2 separate regions of the Homo sapiens genome follow, and region 1 is linked to region 2. Evidence: read pairs that join two places in POLR2A ChIA-PET (ENCODE). Cell type or tissue: HepG2. All regions are shown on one strand. Links, peaks and the distances in the headings refer to the core of each region. The heading gives the core; the rest is flanking DNA.

Region 1 (5,382 bases), core at 305-5,304, 140 kb after region 2:
ATATCCTATGCCAGTACTACACCTTTTTTTTTTTTTTGAGACGGAGTCTCACTCTGTCACCCAGGCTAGAAGCGCAGTGGCACGGATCTCGGCTCACTGCAACCTCCACCTCCCAGGTTCAAGCAGTTCTCCTGCCTCAGCCTCCTGGGTAGCTAGGACTACAGGTGTGCACCACCATGCCTGGCTAATTTTTGTATTTTTAGTAGAGACGGGGTTTCACCATGTTGGCCAGGTTGATCTCGAACTCCTGACCTCAAGTGATCTGCCCGCCTTGGCCTCTCAAAGTGCTGGATTAGAGGTGTGAGCCACTGCGCCCAGCCACACTGTGTTGGTTACTGTAACTGTGTAGTAGGTTTTGAAATTAGACAGTGTGAGTCCTCCAACTTTGTTGTTGTTTTTTTTTTCCCCAAGATTATTTTGGCTATTCTAGTTTCCTTACATTTCCACATGAATTTTAAGACCAGCTAGTTAATTTATGCTTAAAAAAAAAAAAAAACGGCTGGGATTTTGGTAGGAGTTGCATTGAATCTGTAGATCAATTTCAGGAGTATTGACATCTTAACAATATTAAGCCTTCCAATACCTGATCATGGGATGTTTTCCCATTTATTTAGACATTTTTTCATTTCTTTCCACATTGTTTGTGGTTTTAGGTTTACAAATCTTTTACTTCTTTTGTTGAATTTATACCTAAGTATTTTATTCCTTTTGATGTTATTATAAATGGAATAATTTTCTTAATTTCATTTTTGGAATGTTTATTGCTAGTGTATAAAAATACGACTGATTTGGTATGTTGATCTTATATCTTGCAACCTTGCTGAATTTGTGTATTTGTTCTAATAGTTTTTTAGCGGGTTCCTTAGGACTTTCTATTTGTAAGATAATGTCATGTACAAATGGTGGTAGCTTTAATTCTTCCTCCTCAATATGAGGGCCCTTTTTTTTTTTTTCTAATTGCTCTGGCTAGAATTTCCAGTACGATGTTGAATAGGAGTCGTAAGAGTGGATGCCCTCCTGATCATAGGGGCAAAATATTGAATCTTTCACTGTTAAGTTTGATATTAGCAGTGGGTCTTTGATAGATACACTGTATTGGGTTGAGGAAGTTCCCTTCTATTTCTATTGTTTTTTTTTTTCTTTTCTTTTCTTTTTGAGACGGAGTCTCGCTCTGCCGCCCAGGCTGGAGTGCAGTGGCGCGATCTTGGCTCACCGCAGCCTCCGCCTCCCGGGTTCAAGCGATTCTCCTGCCTTAGCCTCCTGAGTCTGGGATTGCAGGCACGTGTCACCACACCCAGCTACTTTTGTATTTTTAGTAGAGACAAGGTTTTTCCATGTTGGTCAGGCTGGTCTTGAACTCCCAACCTCAGGTGATCCGCTTGCCTCGGCCTCCCAAAGTGCTGGAATTACAGGCATGAGCCACTGTGCCTAGGTAATTTTTGTATTTTCAGTAGTGACGGGGTTTCGCCATGTTGGCCAGGCTGGTCTCAAACTCCTGACTTCAGGTGATCCTCCCACCTTGACCTCCCAAAGTGCTGGGATTACAGGCGTGAGCCATCGAGCTCGGCCTGTTTCTAGTTTGTTGAATGTTTTTATCATGAAAGGGTGTTGAATTTTGTCAAATCCTTTTTCTGCATCTATTGAGATGGTCATATATGTTGTGTCCTTTTATTAATATGGTATATCATAAATGATTTTTAGATTATTATTATTTTATTATTATTATTGTCTTGAGACAGGGTCTCACTTTGTTGCCCAGGCTGGAGTGCAGTGGTGCAGTCTCAGTTCACTGTGGCCTCTGCCTCCTGGGTTCAAGCGATTCTCATGCCTTAGCCTCCAGAGTAGCTGAAATTACAGGCATGCACCACCATACCTGGCTAATTTTTGTATTTTTGTAGAGATGGGGTTTTGCCATGTTGGCCAGGTTGGTCTTGAACTCTTGGTCTCAAGTGATCTGCCCGCCTTGGCCTCCCAAAGTGCTGGGATTACAGGTGTGAGCCACCGCGCCCAGCCTGGAACTTTTATTTTTTTCAATGACATAGAGACTTCTGAGTAGAAATTTCTTCTGCTTGCAAATTGTTTTTCAGTGAACCCATGAAAACGATTGCTTCACAGTGTATGCTCCAGGATGGAATACAGTTCTTAATGTAGAGGGTGCACTAGCTCTTCCTCTCTCTGGGGCGGGTCATCTGTTGTACTCACTGCTCTGATTACATTCTCTAATATTTAAGTAGACCATGACCTGTCATGGTCTGGACGTGTGGCTAATTATACTTATCTCCTCATCTCGTCTTTAAAAAAGAATGATCTCAGATTCTTATTACCAAAGGACGTTGGCCTCCTTTGTAGAGAATACTTTGGGAAGGATCCTTCTGTGGAGTTTGATCCTGGGGACTCTGACTTTAGAGTTCTTGCTGATCTTTCCTCTCCCTTTAAGGGTAAGGATTAGTATATCTGCAGACATCTCCAAGCTTAAGCTTTGTTATTGTGGGCTTATGGGCAGCAGCTTAGCAACCATTTCAAGGCACTCAGCTGTCTCATGGGTCTGTCTCTGCTTGTCACTGTCCCCTCTTGCCCTCCTTCTCCTCCCTCTCACATTGCCCGTTCCCGTTCTTTCTTCCCTTGTCCTCTTACCCGTCTCCTCCTTTTTGTCCAGCATTCCTCTCTTTCCTATCCCCTCCCCGACTCACACTCCCTCTTGCTGCTTCCCTCACCCTCTTCTTTCCCTCCTCCTTGTCTCTTTGCCTTTTCTCCTCCTAGTCCCCTCCTCCTGACCCCTGCCCTCCCTCTCTCCTTTTGTCTTGGGAATCCTTTGTCCCTGCTCTGACCTCATCCCCTCCACCCCTACCCCCAGCCCTGTGAGCAGACCTCTCCAGCTTCTGATGGATGTTGTCTTTGGCTTTTCGCCAGTGTGTTTTTCCAGCTCCAGACCCTGTGTCTTGTTTTCTCCATGGAGCTGGGGGGGGGGCGGGGGGAGTAAAGGGGATCCTGGTTTTCATGGTCTCAGGCAGGCTGTGTCTGCAGCGTTTGGCCATTTCTGAGCCAGTCCCTGGCTTTGTTTCTTGGTATTTCCGGTTCTCCCAGTGGCCTGTTAGGATGACAGGACCCACCCCACCCCCCCGCCACCCCAACTCCCCAGAGGGGGCACAGGTTTGAAAGAGGACCATGCTTTGGTCTCTTAAGAGCACTTGATTACTTGACAGACGGCCTTCTATACCTTTCAGTTGGCAGGAAGCCACCTTTTTTTTTAAAATTACTTTAAAATTTATTATAAATAAAACAAAATTATTTCTGTGGTCAAGTTTACTATTTTGAAAATGGGAACTCATGTGTTTGTCATCTGCTGGTGGGCCCTGGGCCTGGGCAGAAGCCCAGCTTTCAGGTGGCCCAAGGCACTGGATTGTTTGATTTTGGATCTTAAAACTGATTTTGGAATTTTAAATCAATTTTTCAGTTCTGCCTCAGTGTCCAGTCTGTCCTTTTCATCCCCATCTGCTTTTCATTTTATTTATTTATTTTTTGAAACAGGGTCTTGCTCTGTCGCCCAGGCTGGAGTGCAGTGGCACAATCACAGCTCACTGCAACCTCTGCCTGTCAGGCTCAGGCAATCCTCCCACCTCAACCTCCCTAGTAGCTGGAACCACAGGTGCACACCACCACACTTGGCTAATTTTTTGTATTCTTGGTAGAGACAGGGTTTCACCGTGCTACCCGGGCTGGTCTCGAACTCCTGAGCTCAAGAGATCCACTTGCCTCGGTCTCCCAAAGTGCTGGGAATACAGAAGTGAGCCATTGTGCCTAGCCCATTGTATTTTCTTGAAGGCCATTTGAATATTGGTTGTGTTAAATGGAAGGACTTTTCTCTGTTTAAGAGGGCAACTTTCCTAGAAAGTAGAGTCAACAAATTGGATTTGCAGAGGTTGGGCTCTGGAGCCAGAAGGCTCAAGTTCAAGGCTGTCTGTGCCACTTGCCAGCTGTGTGTGGCTGTTTCTTGAGCTCCCTGGTAGAGCCGATGTGGGAGCCTCCTCCATCTGCATGGGGAGAAGGGGAGGTGCTACAGGTTAAATGCTTATTAATAAATGCTCTATTTGTTATTAAGAAGATTTCATGGCAAAGATCAACCACTGAAACAGCCACGAGTCTGCTGCCAATTTTCTCTGTTTTCTTTCCTGTGCTCTGTTTTTTTTTACTTCAATTACACGATTTCTCTGGATTTTTATGTTACCTTAGTTTTGGAAGCTAGAGCTACAAAACCAATGTGCTTAAGAAAATAAAAACTTTGCCAGCTGATGCTTGTGTGTTTTTTTAAAGATTTGTTTTTTTTCCTAATCAGGAAATTGGATGTGGCAATTTTGAAATGTGGTGATTAAAATTTTTCAAAGGAGAAATCTATTGTTACCATAAATGTATGCTCCTGAGGATGCATTTCATAGTGCATTACTTCTCTACAAACATGTATTTTTTGTTTGTTTGTTTTAACTGTATTTAGAAGCTGGACTCATGCTTCTGTTAAAGGAAACCTACTGTGGGAACTATTTGAGGGTAAAAATTTTGAAGGAGGAATCACATTATTACTCATTTAAACCATAAACCCAGGCCGGGCATGGTGACTCACGCCTATAATCCCAGCACTTTGGGAGGCTGAGGTGGGCAGATCACCTGAGGTCAGGAGTTTGAGACCAGCCTGGCCAACATGACGAAACCCCATCTCTACTAAAAGTACAAAAATTAGCCAGGCATAGTGGCGCGTGCCTGTAATCCCAGCTACTAGGGAGGCTGAGGCAGGAGAATCTCTTGAACCCAGGAGGCAGAGGTTGCAGTGAGCCCAGATCATGCCACTACACTCTAGCTTGGGCGACAGAGCAAGACTCAGCCTCAAAAAACCCCAAAAAACATAAACCCATTGTTCTCTGTGAGGTGGTGGGTCAGCATGGATCCGATCCTAGGTGGTGGGAAAACACCCTTTGCCTAATGCTAATGCGTAAGCTCTGGCTGCTGAGTACACCTTGTACAGACTTTGGAGAGATGGGAGTAGGGGGCATTTGCTGGACTTGAATTTACACCTGTGGTTGGGATCCAGGACCCAGACTGGGGAGTCCAGCTCTTATCCCCACCAGCAGTTATTCTGTGATTCTGAGGCAGTGCCATCTGGCTACCACCCTTAGCCAAGACTCTTTTACCTGGGATGGTTAGATATCAGGCTGCTGTGTTTAGTAAATTGAAACACTTTATAATGTGCTTTATTCAGAGTTACTGAGTTCTGAATCAGGCCTATATTCCAGGGCCATTGCTATAATTGCCTATTAGCATATACAGACAGTTTGAAAAATCTGTTTATTTGAGCTTTTTGCTTATGTGGACTTTGGATAATTGAGCAATTCA
Region 2 (5,382 bases), core at 118-5,117:
AATGGGGGTGACAACAAGATCTGAGTCCGTGTAGATAAGCTCTCTCATCTGGGATTCCAGGTCCTGCTGACTCAGGTGTCCACTTGTAATCTGAAATGAGAACAAAAATTAGACTTTGTTTCTGCGACTAATGTAGATCTTTAAAACACTGAACCAGTAAGATGCTGAGGAAGACACCACTGTAAAATATCACCTATATCAATGTACTTCAACTGCTATTCAAGATGGTTGCAGTCTCATTTGATTTTCACAAAAATCCTAAACTGTAGGCACCATCATTCCCATTTTACAGATAAAAATATAAAACTCTGAGAAAGTAACTGAATTGCTCATGTTACCACTAAGTCTGGCTAGGACTAGAAAAAATATCTTTACAATTCAATGTTCTAAACTGTGATGAGGCAAATTGGTTTTTCCATAACAGCATGGCTTCTTTTTTTTTTTTTTTTTTTTTTTTTGAGGCGGAGTCTCGCTCTGTCCCCCAGGCTGGAGTACAGTAGCGTGATCTCGGCTCACTACAAGCTCTGCCTCCCGGGTTCACGCCATTCTCCTGCCTCAGCCTCCCGAGTAGCTGGGACTACAGGCGCCTGCCACTGTGCCTGGCTAATTTTTTTGTATTTTTAGTAGAAACAGGGTTTCACCGTGTTAGCCAGGATGGTCTCAATCTCCTGACCTCATGATCCACCTGCCTCGGCCTCCCAAAGTGCTGGGATTACAGGCGTGAGCCACCACGCCCAGCCTTTTTTTTTTTTTTTTTTTGAGATAGAGTCTCACTCCATCACACAGGCTGGAATGCAGTGGCACAATCTCAGCTCACCGCAACCTCTGCCTCCCGAGTTGAAGCAATTCTCCTGCTTCAGCCTCCCAAGTCGTGGAATTACTGGTGTATGCCACCATGCACTGCTAATTTCTGCATTTTTAGTAGAATCGGGGTTTCACCATGTTGGCCAGGCTGGTCTCGAACTCCTGGTCTCAGGTGATCCACCCAACTTGGCCTCCCAAAGTGCTGGGATTATAGGCGTGAGCCACGCGCCTGACCAACGGCTTTATTTTTCATTCACAGAATGTTAATCAATTTATTTCTGCTTTACAGAACATTCAATGTGAAATTGAAGCTGTAACATAAAAAAAATTTTCAGACTTAAATACAGACATGCTACCTAAGTATTAAACCTCAATTATTTATTAAGCCTAGTTAGAGTTGATACATAATGAAATGAATCAGCAGATATTCACCATCAGTTATTCCTTTGAGATGGTTCTTTGTGCTCTATTTAAACATAATTTGTATTCCTAGTGCTATGCCTCAGTATTTCCCAACAGGGAAAAAAAAAAGAGAGAGAGAATTTATGCTTAAGAACTTTAAAAGAAACAACGGCTAGCAAACTAAATAAAATAGAAAAGTAAATCAGTGAAGTAAGGAATAAGGAAAATAAATTACCCAAAACTGAGTGAGGAAGGGGCATGGATAAAGGAACAGAGGAGTTAGCTAAGAAAGTTCCTGGAAACCCAAGCTGCCCCATGCAACTCAGACAAAAGACAAGAAAACACAAAAAGAGGCCGGGTGCAGTGGCTTAGGCCTGTAATCCCAGCACTTTGGTAGGCCGAGGTGGGCACATCACGAGGTCAGGAGTTCGAGACCAGCCTGACCAACATGGTGAAACACCATCTCTACTAAAAATACAAAAATTAGCCAGGCATGGTGGCAGGCGCCTGTAATCCCAGCTACTTAGGGGGCTGAGGCAGGAGAATCGCTTGAACCTGGGAGGCGGAGGTTGCAGTGAGCCGAGATTGCGCCATCGCACACCAGCCTAGGTGACAAAGCGAGACTCCACCAAAAAAAAAAAAGAAAAAAAAAAAAAAGGCCCACAAAGAATGAAGAGGAAGTTTGTTTAAAACAAGAAAATCTAAGTTTAAGAACATGGACTTTCAATTAAAGAAAAAAAAAGATGGACTTTCATGGTAAAAAGACAGAGGTAAACTCACATTGCCAAAAAAAAGATGGACTTTAAAGGCAAAAAGACAGGGGCAAACTTAACATTGCTGCTTGTTAATTATGTGCTCTTAGGGAAGATAAAAAAAGCTTTGTTTTCTTCATCTATAACAAAGATTAAAACAAACAAGCTTTCAGGTTTGTGAAGAATAAACACAAAGCACTTAAAACAATGCCTGGCACTGCTTGAGAGAAGACAGTGATAGTTAATGAAGACACTTAAATATATACATCATACTTGCTTCAGTGGAGAATGGATGGAGGGGAGCAATGGAGAACTGAGGGGACCAGTTAGCAGGTTACTGCAAAGCCTGGATGGAAAGGATGGTGTCTTGAGTGAGGAAGGGGGCAGAAGGAAAGAAAAGAAGTCAATGATAGAGCAAAGGGCTGGATATCCCTGCTGATTTAACACTGAGGAGGAACTGCTAGTAAATTATATTGGTCCGTAAAGTAAGACATCAATATTTGAAAGAGGTGGCCAAATTATCTTTACGTATAGATAATATAACTGAACATCCAAAAAGCCAAAATTAATCAATGGGAAAACTCTTAGAAATAACGTAAGAATTAGGCCAGGCATGGTGGCTCACACCTGCAATCCCAGCACTTTGGGAGGTCCAGGTGGGCGGATCACCTGTGGCCAGGAATTCGAGACCAGTCTGGCCAAAATGGTGAAACCCCATCTGTCCTAAAAATACAAAAATTAGCTGGGTGTGGTGGCGGGTGCCTGTGGTCCCAGCTACTCAAGAGGCTGAGGCAGGAGAATCACTTGAACCCGGGAGGCAGAGGCGCAATGAGCCAAGATCACACCGCTGCACTCCAGTCTGGGCAAACAGAGCGAGACTCTGTCTCAAAGAAAAAAAAAAAAAAATGTAAGATGAGTAAGGTGGACCAATTAAAAAATTGTATGCAAAAATTAATTTCCTACAGGTAAACTGAATGTATGCACGAATGCCATATAACAAATATCCCACTCACAACAGCAAAAATATATAAAATAAAATGTTCAGGAATAAACTAAATGATCAATAATTGCAATCAGATCATAATCATTAAATGAAAATAATTGTTATAAAATTATATTCCCTTGTTTCAAAATGAACACATATGTATAAAACCAGAAGCAGTAATATCAAAATGTATGAGACATATGAGGTTACAATGAACACAATCATGCCAATATCAAAATGTATGAGACGTATGAGGTTACAGTGAACTACAATTGTGCCACTGCACTCCAGCCTGGGCAAAAGGCTCTTAAAAAAAAAAAAAAAAAAAGTAATCAGTGTTTACCCGGGAATTATATCGTAAATAATTTTTCTATTTTCTTTGTCCTCTTTTACATTTTACAAGTTTTTTACAATTATATATGTTTTGTAATAGAATAAAAAGTATCATTTAAAAATTATAAAACATAAGGCCAAGCACAGTGGCTCACACCTGTAATCCCAGCTCTTTGGGAGGCCAAGGCCAGCAGATCACTTGAGTCCAGGAGTCTGAGACCAGCCTGGGCAACATGGGGAAACCTCTACTAAAAATACAAAAAATTAGCCAGGCATGGTGGCGCATACTTGTAGTCACAGTTACTCAGGAGGCTGAGATGAGAGAATCACCTAAGCCCAACAAGTTGAGGCTGCAATGAGCAACGATCATGCCCCTCCACTCCAGCCTAGGTCACAGGAGTGAGGCTCTGTCTCAAAAATAAATAAATAAATAAATAGATAGATAGATAGATATGTAAAATAAACTACCTTAGGTATTCACATTATTGATTATATTTTCTCAATAGAATGATTATATACTCTTCTTTATAACCATCTGCCAGAAGAGCTTCAACATCTATCGCATTTCAAAATGAATTTTTTAATTTACATTGATTTTCTATTTCACATAACCAAAAAATTAGCACAGTGAGATTTTATTATAACCCATTTATACTAAATTTCAAAGCAGAAATAAGCTTCACATGGTCCAAATACACTTCACATTACATCAAAACTACAGTAAAAACTAAAAGCAATTATATTTGTCAAGCAATAAGTAGCATAAAAATAACTTAGAATTAATTCAAAGTAGTTCTGCATTCAACACAACTATGATTGAAAGAAATTAAAGAAAACCTAAGTAAGTATAAATACATCCTGTGTTCGTGGAGGAACACTTAACATTGTTAAAATGGCAGTACTTCCTAAATTGATCTACACATTCAATGCAACTGTGATTAAAATCCCAGCTGGCTCCTTTGAAGAAACTGACAAGCTGATCTTAAAATTCATATGGAAATGCAAGTGACCCAGAACAGCCAAAACCACCTTAAAAATTTTTTTGGAGGATTCATACTTTCTGATTTCAAAGCTTACTAAACAGCTACAGTAATCAAGAGTGTGCCACTGGTATAAGGACAGATGAATAGATAACAGAACAGAATCCAGAAATAAACCTTCACATATACAGTCAATCGATCTTCAGCAAGGGTTCCAAGACAATTCAATGGGGAAAGAATAAGCTTTTCAACAGATAGCGCTGAGACAACTGGATGTTTCGATGCAAAACAATGAAGCTATACCCCCTACTTCATGCCACATGCAAAAATTAACTCAAATGGATAAAATAGCTAAATCTAAGAGATACTAATAAAACTATAAAACTCTTAGAAGAAAACATAGGCAGAAACTTTTGTGAGCTGGGAGTAGCAATGGTTTTTTTAGATATTACACCAAAAGCACAAGCAGCAAAAAACACAAACGAAAAAAGATAAATTGGACTATATCAAAATTTAAAACTTTTGTGCTTCAAAGGACACCATCAAGAAAGAAAAAAGACAATCCAGAAAAAGGGAGAAAATTGTTATAACTCCTATCTAGAATATGTAAAAAATTCTTACAACTAAATAATAAAGAGATAAATAACCCAATTAAAAATAGGTTAAATTTTTGAATAAATATTTCTCCAAAGAAAATAGACAAAATGGCCAATAAACACATAAAAAGATACTCAACATCATTAGCCATCAGGTAAATGCAAATCAACACCACTAAGACATAGAAATTCACACCTACTAGCTGGGCGCGGTGGCTCACGTCTGTAATCCAAACACTTTGGGAGGCGGAGACAGGTGGATCATTTGAGGTCAGGAGTTCCAGACTAGCCTGGCCAACATGGTGAAACCTGTCTCTACTAAAAATACAAAAATTAGCCAGGTGGGCCGGGCACGGTGGCTCACGCCTATAATCCTAGCACTTTGGGAGTCCGAGGCGGGCGGATCATGAGATCAGGAGATCGAGACCATCCTGGCTAACACGGTGAAACCCCGTCTGCACTAAAAACACAAAAAATTAGCTGGGCATGGTGGCAGGCGCCTGTAGTCCCAGCTACTCGGGAGGCTGAGG

Evidence for each region. ChIA-PET counts read pairs that join two places held together with the same protein. Peaks named below come from ENCODE experiments on the same cell type or tissue, not always from the same donor. Only the 100,000 strongest peaks of a DNase experiment are listed, where the experiment ranks them.
Region 1: POLR2A ChIA-PET joins it to region 2 with 5 read pairs; 3 of 35 experiments call an interaction of 5 or more read pairs at or near these places.

The regions. Positions count from the first base shown.
Region 1 is chr3:42,040,658-42,046,039 of GRCh38, forward strand. It overlaps a transcript of TRAK1 not described here. Among named protein-coding and RNA genes, the nearest start is that of TRAK1, 48 kb to the right of the region's middle. RefSeq lists enhancers at 2,204-2,473, 2,700-2,994. In HepG2, for the core only: no CTCF peak of the experiment used is centred there; DNase peaks (open chromatin) are centred at 2,190, 2,904 and 3,935.
Region 2 is chr3:41,900,740-41,906,121 of GRCh38, forward strand. ULK4 (unc-51 like kinase 4) reads right to left here. Exons shown (of 37, transcript NM_017886.4): 13 at 1-90. Among named protein-coding and RNA genes, the nearest start is that of ULK4, 59 kb to the right of the region's middle. In HepG2, for the core only: no CTCF peak of the experiment used is centred there; no DNase peak of the experiment used is centred there.